Linked DNA regions of Homo sapiens: region 2 is linked to region 1. A link is a loop called in an ENCODE intact Hi-C map of the cell type or tissue named here. Cell type or tissue: Caco-2. All regions are shown on one strand. Each heading gives the region's core, and the rest is flanking DNA. Links, peaks and the distances in the headings are about the cores only. Region 1 overlaps FDX1 (ferredoxin 1). Region 2 has its middle 50 kb from the start of POU2AF1.

Region 1 (2,924 bases), core at 200-2,699:
TCGAGACCAGCCTGGCCAACATGGTGAAACCCCATCTTTACTAAAAATACAAAAATTAGCTGGGTGTGGTGGTGCTCACCTATAATCCCAGCTATTAGGAAGGCTGAGACACAAGAATCACTTCAACCCAGGAGGTGGAGGCTGCAGTGAGCCAACATCATGCCACTGCACTCCAGCCTGAGTGACAGAGTAAGACTCTGTCTCAAAATATTATAAAAAATTAATTTTAAAAAATCTATAGCAACAGCATGGTGACTGCAGTTAATAATAATGTATTGTGTATTTCAAAAGTTACTAACAGTAAATTTCAGATGTCTCATCACAAAAAATAAGTGAGGTGAAGGATATGTTTATTAGCTTAAGTTAATCATTCCACATTGTATACATGTATCAAAACATCACACTGTACCTACCCCATAAATACAATTATGATCTGTCAATTAAAATTAATAATAATAACATACTTCATGCCTTAGCACAGATAATAACCTGATTTAGGAACACCTTACAGCAACACTGATATTAGCCCCTGGTGCTAGCATTTTAGCCACCATCCTGGCTTGGTTATACAACAATTTTCATGAACTTAAAAGTATATACATTTTAGTACTGCTTTGATTTTGTTTACATACTGGCTAACAATTCAGAGTGCTTTCTCCTAAATTAACAGTAGTATGTATCATGACAGGTTTTTGGCTTTCTTCCTAACATTTTGTTATATCTAACCTCTATTCCAAAATAACTCATTTTCAGATACATTTTTCAGTATTAGCACTTAATGCTTGGCTGAAACTGATACAGGCTTTAAAAATGATTTTAAATTATAACCACAGTTTAAAATATCATCACCATAGTCAAGAAAATCATACAGATATTCAGATGTCTATAAACAGCATGGTTCACATGGTGCTGACAAAGGATGGCAGGGATTTGTTTATTAGCTAAAATGGTCCATCTTTAGCTGCAGTAACAAATGTAAAATTTACAACTCACACAGCCTGCCAGCTTAAAATTACAGGATTCCTGACAACAGTTTTGGTTTCTGCAATGCTTCTGATTTTGCTAGAGTAAGAATCTCAATACTGTTAATCTGCACAATTTCAAATATATGCATATAAAATGACATGAAGAATAGTAAAGCATGCTTACTAATTTCAAGGTTGGTGAACTCATGAACCAAGTTTTGTTTTTTTAAAACAGGAATAATGATAGTAAGTACTTGGGCAAATCCTCAGAAGTTGTAGCTGTGAAATTAATTCCTAGAGAAAGTCAGATCTCTGCAGACTGCTCTGCTCCTTTCCTTTCATGTAACTTGAGTGTTTGCCAACGGGAAAAGACATTTTGTGTGTGTGCATCTCATATTAAGATCATTTTGTATTATCTACTACGATGCTGACAATACAATTGCCTGCCCCGACACCTAACCCCTTTCCCAAACAAAAATCTAGAGGATGGCTGTGTGGGAATATTATATATTAGAAATGGAAATTATGTGTAAATATAAAATCTAATTTTCTAGATTAAAGATTGATCTAGCATAGTCAGAAATACATTATATCAATAGGGACTCAAGCATGAGGGGAATACAAATAAACTTATACAAACACAATCAGGATCTTCCAATTTGTATAATTTCCCTCAAAACAGACACATGAAGAAAACAGGTAATATTGAAGAAAAAAATGTCTTGAGAGTAAACTAGGTAAGTTGAATCTCAGGTGTGTAACTGCCCCCTAGTGACAGAATATTATGATACACTCTGAAAACAGGTACCTGCATCATCCAAAAGATCTATATTAATATAAAAGTTGGCAATGAGAATGTTTATAAGTTTGAACTGTTTCCAAAATTTATGACTGTCCCTTTTTATTCATGTGTTCACTTATTACTTCATTTCGTATACAATGAGGAATTAAACAGGAATGACTTTATCCCTCATCGCAGTCTATTGGGAAAGATACACAAGAAATACATAATTACTAAACTGTGACAAATACTATAAAACAAGTGAACAAGATGCTGAGAAAGAGAATAATGGGTTCAGGGTAACAAGAGAACCACTACTTTGGACTGGGTGGCTGGGCAAAGCCTCGCTAAGGAAGTACATAAATTGAGATTTGATAGATGAAAAGCTAAATTTTGGGGATGGGAGAGAGAGGGATGTGTCTCAGGGAGAGGGTAAAGTATATACAAAGTCTCAAAGGTAGGAATTTTGGGTGAGTTCAAGCTCTTGAGAAAAGGCCAGTATCACCAAAGTGAGACAAAGAACAATGAGAAAAAAACAAAAAAGAGGAAGAGTGGCAGATGGGGCCAGATAATGCAGAGCCTTTTACGGCTGGGAATACAGATTTTATCCTATGTGCAAAGGAAGACACTCATGGTTTTTTGTTTGTTTGTTTGAAGGAGTCTCACTTTGCTGCCAGACTGGAGTACAGTGGTGCAATCTCGGCTCACTGCAACCTCCGACTCCCTGGTTCGAGGAATTCTCCTGCCTCAGCCTCCCAAGTAGCTGGGATTACAGGCATGCACCACCATGCCCAGCTGGGTTTTTTTTTTTTTTTTTTTTTTTTTTTTTTGTATTTTTAGTAGAGACGGGGTTTCATTATGTTGGCCAGGATGGTCTCAATCTCTTGACCTCGTGATCCGCCCATCTCGGTTTTTTTTTTTTTTTTCCAAGATGGAGTCTTAGTCTGTAACCCAGGCTGGAGTGCAATGGTGCAATCTCAGCTCACTGCAACCTCTGACTCCTGGGTTAAAGCAATTCTCCTGCCTTGGCCTCCCCAAGTAGCTGAAATTACAGGTGCACGCCACCACACCTGGCTAATTTTTGTATTTTTAGTAGAGACGGGTTTTCACCATGTTGCCCAGGCTGGTCTCAAACTCGTGACCTTGTGATCTGCCCACCTAGGCCTCCCAAAGTGCAG
Region 2 (2,924 bases), core at 98-2,597, 980 kb before region 1:
TGTGGTCAGGCTAACCTACCTCCCATTTTATTCCTAAATAAGGTAGCTAAAAGGTAAGAAGATACTTACCCTCCTTACAATTTGCCTACAAGGAAATTGCTTGTGGACAAAGGACAGACAGAATTCAGTCATCCCTCTGAGGCTTGCCTGAGACAAATGCATATCTGATTACTTCCTCTGCCCTAGTGTTTACATAAAAATGCAGATTCACTAAGCCAAACTAAATTGTGTATTCAGTGGAAGGCTAGTCAAGGATTCAAAAGAATGCAACCTTTTGTCTTTTATCTACTTCTAACCTGGTAGGCTCCACTTTTGAGTTGTCCCACCTTACTGGACCAAACCAATGTACAGCTTACATATATCAATTGATGTCTCATGTCTCTCTAAAATGTATAAAAGCAAGCTGTACCCTGGCAACCTTGGGCACGTGTCGTCAGGACTTCCTGAGGCTGTATCATGGTTGTTTCTTAACCTTGGCAAAATAAACTTTCTGAATTGACTGTGACCTATCTCCGATATTTTGGGTTAACAACACATGACAATGCACCATAAGCGTTTACTATTATGATGTGCTTGCTGTGTTCAGCAGAAAGAGCTCACTGAGGCCTGTACTAATCAGAAGAGATAGGATTTAAGTACACTAAGACAAGGGAAAAACAAAACAAAAAACACCAACAACAATAACACAGACTCAGGAAAGCCTCTGGAGTGTTAAGGATGGTGGGATGTACAGCAGGACTTGAAGAAAGTGTATAACCTTGGAAGATATGAGAAAGCAGGTGGGATCAGCAGCAGAAGAATTGAAGTGGGGGAGTTGCCCCTTTACGTTCTCCATTTTGTCTAGGAGTGTGCTTTGCTCAACAAATGCTTAGCAGTTGCTACAGAACTTCTTGGCCTAATTGTGTGGCCCCGTTTCTCTTATAGCTAATGAGTTTTGGGAGTTTACTACCTTTTTGTATTCTTCACTGAATTTCCTAAAACTATCTGATTCAAAGCTCCAGAAATGTCCCTTTTCCTATTAGTTTTAGATCTGCTCAACAAGTCCAGGGATACCTTATCTGTTTACCAATTATAAACCCCTGTTTATGCCTGAGAAGATACAAAGCATCTTTCTTCTTGGCTTTTACCTTTACCTTCTAGGTACAAATGTCTGTCTCATTTTGGAATCAGCCTGATTTCATCAGTTGCTACGTGACCTTGAGCAGGCTGCTTAACCTCCCTTGTTCCATTTCCTCATGTGTAAAATTTGAGTAACGTGCCAGTTACCCATTTATTGCCTCTCAGTTCCGAGTTCATCTTTTGGGACCTGCCCTGCAATACTGACTGGTCTCTCAAGATGTCTCCTTTCTACCGAGAGAGCGTGATGTTAAGCTTTGTCAGTAGGGGGCGCCTCCCTCAAAAGTAGGTTTTTGTGAGTAACTGTTTCTTGGGTACTGGGTATTTTGAAATGTCCCGGAATTAGATAGTGGTGATGGTTGCACAACATTGGAACTATCCTGGAAGTCACTCACTTGTACACTTTAAAATGGCTAAAATGGCAAATTTTAAGTCATATAGATTTTTACCTCAATTTAAGAAAAGTAAGTTGTGAGGATGGGACAAATTCGTGAATGGGGAGAGCTCAGAACGATGTTTGGAACATACATAGTGAGTGGTCTGTAAATATTACGGGTGATTGCACATTCGCTTAATTATTTAGCTAGCGGTCTATCACTGGCCTTCCTTTTCCTGGAGCTAATGAGACCCTCACACTGTATTCCTGGTTACCACGAACCTGAGGCAGCCATGAAGCTGAAGAGCCTTGCAGAAATTCCTGCCTCTCACACTGGTAGACCCTGGTAGCCTGTTCCAGGAGTGGGAGTGGAATGAATGCCTGCACCCCCACTTCCCCTGAATGGCTCCAAACAGCAGATAGTCAGGGGCTGAGTAACTCTGCGTAGAGAAGTTCAGAGATAGGACCTAACATTGAGCTTTGTGTCCTAGGGCTCAGGTCCCCTGGGCTAGAATTTAATTTGGATCAGGAAGAACCTGTTGATACCTGATTGTTTTTCTCCCCAGGTCCGCTGTCAGTCTGCTCCCCTGGGGAGATGACTGTGTGGCCCAATGCCATAGTCCCCAGGCATTGGCAAAAGGAAGAGGTCCCTGACTGGAGGCTCTGCACAACTCTGTAGGTCAGCAGGGCTTGCTGAGGATTGCAGGACAGAGATGCAAGGAAAAGCAGCAGAAACAATACAGTGGGGTTTGAAGAAATCTGGAGGGACTGAATTGGGGGACTTTTCTTTGTGACGTCATCATAGAGAAGGGTGTAGGGTCTTAAAAGGGAACTCAGTTCCTTCATCTTCTTCCTCTTCCCCTTCCATCTTTGTGATAATCCTTGTCATCTCACAGTCTAGAAGACCAGTATTTCCATTCTATACTCTACCAAATCCCAGATATTTCAGGACAGGCCTAACTCAGAAATTTTCTGTCCTGACGTCTCCATACTTACCTATGCACTTTTTGGACCATTTATCCTAGCTCTTGGCGAGGAAAATACGGCCATTAGTCAAATCCTCCTCCCTATAACTTCATCCTTGCTTTGTCACAGCTGCTTGCCGGGGGCTTGTCGGCAAGCAGGAAGGGAGAATGCCACCGCCTTGGGCTGCCTCCCCACAGAGCTGTATGTGTCCTCAGTCTAATGTTCGGGGTGGGGGGAACCAAAAGCCTGTGCCTTGTGATGTGACGCCTCTGTCACTCTATTGTCATATTCTATGAAGTCAACCCAGGAAGGCTCAGGTAGCAAATGCCTGTGCAGAAAGTCAGGGAAGTCAGCTGCTTGCTTTCAGGGACCACATTTGACTGACCCCTCCCCTTGGGGTAGCTGCAGCTTCTGGGTGGCATTGGTTTTGGGGTCCCCGAGCTGCCAGAGTATCCCTCTAAAGACT

Evidence for each region. A loop is a pair of places that touch in the nucleus more often than their neighbours do. Peaks named below come from ENCODE experiments on the same cell type or tissue, not always from the same donor. Only the 100,000 strongest peaks of a DNase experiment are listed, where the experiment ranks them.
Region 2: it touches region 1 in a loop (5-fold over the local background); 5 of 110 quality-filtered maps call a loop at or near these places.

The regions. Positions count from the first base shown.
Region 1 is chr11:110,446,926-110,449,849 of GRCh38, reverse strand. The region is part of intron 2 of FDX1 (ferredoxin 1); the gene reads right to left. Among named protein-coding and RNA genes, the nearest start is that of FDX1, 18 kb to the right of the region's middle. In Caco-2, for the core only: a CTCF peak has its summit at 1,739 (motif pointing left); no DNase peak of the experiment used is centred there.
Region 2 is chr11:111,427,684-111,430,607 of GRCh38, reverse strand. It overlaps a transcript of BTG4 not described here. Among named protein-coding and RNA genes, the nearest start is that of POU2AF1, 50 kb to the right of the region's middle. In Caco-2, for the core only: a CTCF peak has its summit at 1,408 (motif pointing right); a DNase peak (open chromatin) is centred at 1,387.